Regions from separate parts of the Homo sapiens genome. Here region 2 is linked to region 1. A link is a contact called in ENCODE Hi-C or POLR2A ChIA-PET data. All regions are on one chromosome and are shown on one strand. Each heading gives the region's core, a stretch centred on a gene start or an enhancer-like site at or near the end of the contact. The rest is flanking DNA. Distances are from core to core; before and after follow the strand shown. Region 1 overlaps ACSL1 (acyl-CoA synthetase long chain family member 1). Region 2 has its middle 27 kb from the start of SLC25A4.

What was found. Hi-C counts contacts between places; a loop is a spot of excess contacts on that map. ChIA-PET counts read pairs that join two places held with the same protein, here RNA polymerase II (POLR2A). Pooled maps may share reads with other maps.
Region 2: a map of cardiac septum shows a loop between it and region 1 (4-fold over the local background). The contact joins two enhancer-like sites. A Hi-C loop is called at or near these places in 2 of 168 maps with a recorded cell type or tissue (Right ventricle myocardium inferior and cardiac septum), 3 of 37 single-sample maps with no recorded cell type and 5 of 50 pooled maps. POLR2A ChIA-PET finds 5 or more read pairs at or near these places in 2 of 52 experiments (PC-9 and activated T-cell).

Annotation. Positions count from the first base shown.
Region 1 is chr4:184,800,425-184,804,569 of GRCh38, reverse strand. ACSL1 (acyl-CoA synthetase long chain family member 1) reads left to right here. Exons shown (of 21, transcript NM_001995.5): 2 at 1,024-1,250. The coding sequence starts at 1,056. Among named protein-coding and RNA genes, the nearest start is that of ACSL1, 23 kb to the left of the region's middle. Within about 2 kb of position 1,794, at least 4 of the 41 ENCODE cell types and tissues checked have a DNase peak (open chromatin) inside an H3K27ac peak, as active enhancers do.
Region 2 is chr4:185,113,780-185,117,924 of GRCh38, reverse strand. No RefSeq gene overlaps it. Among named protein-coding and RNA genes, the nearest start is that of SLC25A4, 27 kb to the left of the region's middle. RefSeq lists an enhancer at 1,656-1,950. Within about 2 kb of position 1,789, at least 12 of the 41 ENCODE cell types and tissues checked have a DNase peak (open chromatin) inside an H3K27ac peak, as active enhancers do.

The DNA.
Region 1 (4,145 bases), core at 545-3,044:
TCACTTTGTTGCCCAGATTGGAGTGCAGTGGCACGATCCCGGCTCACTGCAACCCTCTGCCTCCTGGATTCAGGCGATTCTCCTGCCTCACCCTCCTGAGTAGCTGGGATTACAGGTGTCCACCACCACACCTGGCTAATTTTTGTATTTTTTGAAGAGATGGAGTTTCACCGTGTTAGCCAGGCTGATCTCAAACTCTTGACCTCAGGTGATCCACCCGCCTCGGCTTCCCAAAGTGCTGGGATTACAGGCATGAGCCACCGCGTCCGGCTGCATCTAGGATCTCAAATACTATTCTGTACTTTCTTTCCAACACTGTGCTGTATTCCCTCTTTAGATATCTGGTGGTTGGTTTAAAGTTTATGCACACCAATTTATCTGTTTGTTTCTTTTGGCTATAATGTCTTGGGGAGTGTAAAAGAAACTCATCTTACCAGATAGCCAACTATGGGTTTCCCAGCATTTATATTGCCACTGTTGTCGTGTGAGGAGTACAGAAGGTGAAATTTACATTGGTGTGTTTAACCAGTTTGGGAACTTGTTCTGAGATCTGTTGGAAGAAATAGAAACTGATGGCCCTTAGGTGGTTTGGGCTTGTACTTCCCCTTCACTCATATTCCCATTAGCCTTGACAATGAGAGTCGAGTGTTTTTGATTAGGTGGATGGACGAGAGCAGAGACGTAGTAGCAAAGAAGAAAATAGAAACTTAAATCTACTTATTTGAGTTTTTATGGGAAGAATTCTTCTTGAGTAAAATCTTTTTAATATGGTTAATGAAAGGAAGAGAATGGGGTTTTTTCAATACAAGGTAATGGAGAAATAGAATGAAAATGAAATCCTAAAGTGTTTTTAGAAAAATGACACTTGACAGCCAGGAAAAGCCCCGGATCATTAGATTGTGGGTTTAATGCCTGGACTGGCCGAGCAGCTACCCAATTAGATGGCTGGCCGGTGGAATTTTGGAGTTCTGGAGAGGGGTCCTGCTTCCCTGGAACGAACGTGACATTTTTCTCTCCCAACAGAATTCAGCTTAGAGAACTATCAACACAGGACAATGCAAGCCCATGAGCTGTTCCGGTATTTTCGAATGCCAGAGCTGGTTGACTTCCGACAGTACGTGCGTACTCTTCCGACCAACACGCTTATGGGCTTCGGAGCTTTTGCAGCACTCACCACCTTCTGGTACGCCACGAGACCCAAACCCCTGAAGCCGCCATGCGACCTCTCCATGCAGTCAGTGGAAGTGGCGGTGAGTGGAGGGCCCAGCCTGCCTCGTGCGTTTTCTCCGCATTTCCCCAGATGAGCTGAGCCCTGTTGAATGTGATAGCCATCAAGATCAAATATTTGTTTATAACTGCACTTTGTAAATGGAAATGTGCCAAATTACTGATGGTGGTAAATAGAGGTACAGGGCAAAATATAGGCACAGGGACAGATGAGAGGGTGTCGGTTGGGTGTCTACCTCTCGTCACATGGAAGATCATTCTAGAAATGACATTGAGTTTCTACGCTGTGGTAGGCACTGTGGTCAGCCTGGAGGATTCCATAAGGAAAAATATAGCACAGAACCCCTGTTCTCACAGGGATTAGATTCTGGCAGGAATGAGAGTTTTCAAACAAATGTTACCAAAAGAATGCACTCGTGGTACATCTGACGCTTAGAACATATCCCTAGCCTGTTGGAAGGGACTTTGGGATTTCAAATAGAATAGGGCTGGAGTAAGAACTTGACGGAAGAACACGGCTGCAGAATTCGGGGCAGGACATGAAGAAACAACCCTCAAGAGGCGCGTCTGGCTGGGCTGCTGAGCGCCGTGGTTGTGTGTGACTTGGGCAAACTGGAGGCTGTGCTCTCATGTTAGGAAAATGAAACTGGAATGCGGGCAATTAGGGCTTAATAGGAGGGATGGCGTAAGGAAACCTTAGGATCCTTTCAGGAAGATTCTTAGTGCTCCTGCTCTCCCTGCCTTCCCTAGTGAGAAAGGCAGGGTGTGGAGAAGATGAAGAGGCCGCATGCTCACTGGTGCTTCCACTCCTCACCTGTTCTTTGGTTTTCTCTGTGGTCGCTTGCTTTCCCCTACCCAAGTCAGTCACCCTTCAGTGTTTCCCGCATTCAGCAGATATGCAGAAGAACATTGTGAAACACAAGATCCCCCCATTTACTGCTTCCAGATGTAAGAGATGGAAGGCCTCCCCCACCCCCCCGGGCTGACTGCCGCAGAGGGAGTGTGTGCCCTTCCACATAAAGCCCTGGCTGGAGTCAGCATTTTTGTTATTTATGGGATTCTAGGTCTTTGTTTTATTTTAGACAAGTTCTTGGATTCATTAATGTGAAACTCTTAAAATATATAAAAGATTCTTCAGTCTAATTCATGCCAAAATATAAATATAGAATGACTGAACTACAGCTGAGAAAAGTTAACTTTCTACTTGATTTCTATTTAGAAGGTCAGGGTACCTTAATATTTCACCTCAGCTAATCACATAGGCTGGGGAATGAGTGGAATCTCCCTTTTCCTAAGGGATTCCTGTGAGGTTCTGGCATTCCTTCTCTACTGGCAGAGCACCTGATGTGTCACGGCAGCGCTGCCATCTCCATGAAGAGTTGTTGGCAAGTGCAGTGTTAAGACATGTATAACTTAGCAGTAACTGTAAGAAATGAGTAATTCCTATTATATGAGAAATTGTGGGGGCACTTACGTGTGGTTTTAAAGCTTTAGCTTAGCATAAAGGCATTGTGCCTTGTTAAAATAATTACATATGTTCTCTCTAGAACAGTTTAAAACTTGAGATATGCAGCAAGAAATGAAAATCTATAATTTTACTGCCCAGTATAGAGGCTTCCTGATTTTTCTCTGTTTATAGACATTGATTTAGCTCTGATTTTCAGAATTTGTGGGGCTTAGAAATAGATACTGAGCTTGCTTTGCCTTTTTAAAAAAGAAGTTAAAAGTTTAAATTTAAAAGTAGCTCTGGAATTCTGGTGCTTAATAATTACAGATGCTTTGATATAGCTAGCATCATCCTGTGGACACCTAGGGCAGGGAAAGAGGAACTTGATTCACTTCATAAGGTACCGGTGAAGAGCCTGTGCATCTGGCACTGCTGCGGGGGGCTGGTGGCCGGAGTGGAATATTGTTGCTGTGTTCCTACTTTGAAAACAAGTAAGCAGGGTTTGCCAGTTCCCACCCTCATTCTGCACCCCCATCTCACATGCACAGTTTTTATCACCCTCCTTGTCCAATAAAGTTTACACGGATACTAAAATGAGAAGAATCCGCACTTTTTGGTTTGGCCACTTCTCATCACAACCCACGCTGGCTGTTTCCCAGCTACTGATTTTTAAGGCAGTAGCACAGAGGTTCTTTGTAAATTATACCTTCTGAAATTTCCTTTTAAAAATCAGGATTGTAGAGCTGGGTGCAGTGGCACATGCTGTAATCCCTGCACTTTGGGAGGCCGAGGTGAGAGGATTGCTTGAGGCCAGGAGTTTGAGACCAGCATGGGCAACATAGCAAGGCCTCATCTCTATAAATTTTTTTATTTTAATTAGTTGGGTGTGGTGGCTCATGGCTGTAGTCCCAGCTACTCGGGAGACTGAAGTGGACGAATCATTTGAACCCAGGAGTTGGACACTGCAGTGAGCTATGACTGTGCCACTGCACTCCAGCCTGGGCAACAGAGCGAGACCTTGTCCCTAAGAAAAATAAAAATCAGGGTTGTAAAGAGGAGGTTAACACTCATGCTGGTCACCTCTAATGAAGACCTAAATTAGAGAACAGGACAGACAAGCTGGGTTAGGAACAGAATCCAAAAAGTGTTTCTTAAGTGTTGGAGCCCGGACTGATCAGGGCCCTGTCTGGAGAACCACGTCCTTGTGTCTGTAGTGGCAGCTCACAGTCATAACTGTGATGCCCTGCGTGCCAAGGAAGAGCTTCTATCTTCTGAAGGATTTTGCTGCTGCTGCTCTGTGACTTTGAGCAATGGATAGAAGCAGATTTTGTGGGTTTGCTTTCTTTTTACATCACTGTCACAGATAATGCAAGATTTCTGGTGTTAGCCAGTGTTCCGGTTTAGCCTGGCTACATGTTTTAGCCTCTTCTCTGAGATTGAAGCCCCATGGCCCCCTAGTGAAAACGATCTT
Region 2 (4,145 bases), core at 540-3,039, 310 kb before region 1:
AGCCCACATAGCTCACATTTGCCATCGCTAGACAAGGAACTTGTCAGTGTCATAAAACACATATTAAACCACATTACATATGAAACCACATGTATCATTTCCATTAATGGTATGGTGAGAACGGAATAGGTGTTCTCAATAGAGATGCAACTCTTAAAAAATTGGGAGTAGAAGATCACAATGAATCATCAAAAAATGCAGAGGTTTCAGGTAAAAACTAAACAGATGAGGCAAGCCACACATGTTTATTCTTTGACATTATAAAGTATGTGTACATCATAAAAAAATCACCTTTCTTAATAAAACAAAGTCAGAATTTTCAAGGTGAACGCTAAAAAGAGAATCTCCCAGGTGAGGCAGAGAAGCCAGGCTGAGAAGTTCTCCCTCTGTTCCCCTGAGAGTCACTTCAGCTTTGGCTTCTCATCGACCCTTGCGGCTACCTCCACACCCACCATGGGAGGCTTCCCCAGCTGTGGCCTAAGGGCCCTCCTGGGAGACTCCAAGGCGCAGCTGAGACAAAGCTGAGGGTTCAAAAAGACCTTACCAAAGGCTGATGGATTACAAAGAAGAAATAAAAAGCTAGACCATAATTTGAGGATACCTCAAATTAAGTGAACCCCTAGATGTTCATGGACTCCAGGTTAAAAAAATCTGATATGCATAGGTATATTTTAGATTTATATGCAAAGTGATTTAAATCTTTATTTCCCAAAGTAAAATAATACTTTATGCAAAGGGTCAAACCTACTTCTTGCCAAAAAATTACCTTTTTGGGATTTTTATATGATTTTAAAGTAAGTAAACATTTGGTCTTTTCCCTCTTCAGTTTTATCTATAGACCATGCTAAAAAACAAAACAAAACAAAACAAAAAACCAAGAACAGAGGAACAAGAAGAGCTACTTGATGTAAAGAAGTGACTGAAAGAAAAGTTCAGAGAAGAATTTAGGAATTTGAGAGAACTTGAAAAACATGATCCAGAAAAAAAGAGGCAAAAAGTAAATGTATTTTAAGAATTATACTTGGCCCACATTCCATTGTTTTACATTTGAGGATTTTTCAGATTAAAAAACATATATTTATTATAGACAAATTGGAACCTATAGAAAAATATAATCAAGAAAATGTAAATCACCTAATAATGTCATCACTCAGATCAACACTATTATTATGTTGGTTAACAAATTTTTAAATATAAATAAAACAAAATTTGTGATCATCCTCAATTATTATTATTTTGTTAATGTTGTTATCATTATGTCATGAACATTTCAACAGATCATTAATTAGATTTTTGACATGAATTTTAATATCCACCTAAGATTTTATCAAATGGATATATTATAATTTAACAATTCCCCCAAACTGGTAAATTATTACCAGTTATTCACTATTATATTTACTATGTTTAAGACTTTAATGGATATACTTAAATATTTATTCATTTATTTCCTTCAGGCAAAACATAATTGTGACTATCTTTAGGAATATTTTTAAAACCGCTCTCCAGAAACTTACACCAATTTACCTTATTACTAACAGTACATATGCACATCAGCGTTAGCTTTCGCCCTGGCCTATGTTGGGTGTATTGGTTATCTATTGCTGCGTAAAAAATTACCTAGAAGTTTGCCAGCCTAAAACAATAAACGTTTATTTTCTCATGGTTTCTGGAGGTCAGGAATTTGGGCTGGGAGTCTCTGGCCCGGAGCTCTCATGAGACTGCAAGTTCAGCTGCTTGCCAGGGCTGTAATCACCTCCCAGTTCACATGGGGGAGGATCTACTTCCAAGCTCACTCATTGGCTATCATCCAGATGTTATCAGGTCTTCGCCATGTGGGCCTCTCCACGGCGCAGCTCACAGCATAGCAGCTGGCTTCCCTCAGATTAACAGAATGAGAGAGAGTGCCCGAGGAGGAAGCACCAGTCTTTTTAGAACCTCATTTTGGAAGTAATATTCCATCAATTTGTCATATTCTATTTGTCAGAGCAAGTTACTACGTCCGGCCCATATTCCAGGGAAGGGGATTACACAAGGAAGGGCATGAATACCAACAGATGGGATCACTGCGGCCGTTTAGAAGCTGCCTATCATAGTATATTACCTATCAAAGTACCCTTATTTCAAAATTAAGCTTTGCCAAAAGTAGTAACTCAATTTTATTTTACTTTTTTCATATTTGATTGCCTGTACAGTTGACCATATTATTTATTTACTAATAAGCTAATATTTGTCTAGTAAGTTTTTTGTTTTGTTTTGTTTTTTGTTTTTTTTTTGAGACGGAGTCTTGCTCTGTTGCCCAGGCTGGAGTGCAGTGGTGCGATCTCGGCTCACTGCAAGCTCTGCCTCCCGGGTTCACCCCATTCTCCTGCCTCAGCCTCCCGAGTAGCTGGGACTACAGGCGCCTGCCACCACGACTGGCTATTTTTTTGTATTTTTAGTAGAGACGGGGTTTCACCGTGTTAGCCAGGATGGTCTCGATCTCCTGACCTCGTGATCCGCCCGCCTTGGCCTCCCAAAGTGCTGGGATTACAGGCGTGAGCCACCGCGCCCGGCCCTTATCTAGTAAGATTTCTTACAACAAATAGACATTTGTTGGCTCACAGTTCTGGAGGCTGAGAAGTCCAGTGTCAAGGCACCAGCATCTGGCAATGGGCTTCTTGCAGCATCATAACATGGCTGAAGGGTGAAAGGGTGAGAGAAAGAGAGAGAGAGAAAGAGAGAGACTGTAAGAGCTGGCAAACCCATTCCCATGATAATGAACCCATTCCCACAATAACAGCTTTAGTAACCTAACTACCTCTTAAAGTTCCCACTTCTCAATACCATCACAATGACAAATTTCACCATGAGTTTTGGAGTGGATGTTTGTTAAACAATAGTATAATATAATATTTATTGAACATTTACTATGAGCCAGGTATTGAGTTAAGCATTTTGTATGCATTTTCTAATGTAATCTTCCCCATGATCCAATAAGGTAGGCACTTTCATTATCAAAACCATTTTACACATGAGGAAACTGAGGCACGGGATTAAAGTTATCAAATGTTATATAACTGGTGAGGGAGCTCCACAGTCTGTGCTCTTAACCATTATCTTACATGCGTCTTATGCTCATGTGTGTATTTGTGCTTTTACACATATGTATATGTGCATAAACAATATAGACAATTGTGTTTTAAAACTACATATAAATGATATCACGTTGTACAAATATTTTTGCAATTTTCTTTTTTCACTGAGCGTTGGTTTTGAGATTTATCCGTGTTGATAGATGCAGGCACATTTAGTCATTTTAACAGTCTTGTGGAATTCCATTGTGTGAATGAACCACAGTTTAGCCATTTTCCACTGAGGGGAGGTTAGTTTCATTTTTTTCACAGTGAGATAAAATGCTACACTGAACAGCTTTCCGTATGTCTTTTGGGGCACATTTGCATGACTTTCTCTAGAATAGATAACTCAAATGGATTTTTTGGCTACTGGGGCTTGTGTCTCTCCAAAATGAATGTGCCCATTTATTTACCAGCAATGTGTAAAAATTCCCGTATTGTATGTCTCTGACATGGTTTGGATCTGTGTCCCTGCCCAAACCTCATGTCAAATTGTAATCCCCAATGTTGGAGGTAGGACCCGGTGGGAGGTGATTGGATCATGGGGGCAGTTTAGTACCATCCCCCTTGGAACTGCTGTCGCGATAGTGAGTTCTCACGAGATTTGGTTGTTTAAAAGTGTGCAGCCTCTTCCTCCTCTCGCTCTTCCTCCTGATCCAGCCATGTAAGATGCTCTTGCTGCCTCTCTGCCTTCTGCCATGATTGTAAGTTTCCTGAGGCCTTCCCAGAAGCCGAGCAGAAGCTGCCACGCTTCCTGTACATCCTGTGGAACTGTGAGCCAATTAAACCTCTTTTCTTTGTCAATCACCCAGTCTCAGGTATTTCTTTATAGCAGTATGAGAATGGACTAATAAAATCTCTAGCTGTATTAGTTTGCTAGGGCTGTCAAAACGAAGTATCACTAGCTGGGTAGCTTAAACAGCAGAAATGTATTTGCTACAATTCTGGTGGCTGCAAGTCAAAGATCAAGGTGTCACTGGAGTTGGTTTTCTTCTGCGGCCTCTCTCCTTGGCTTGCAGGTGTCCATCT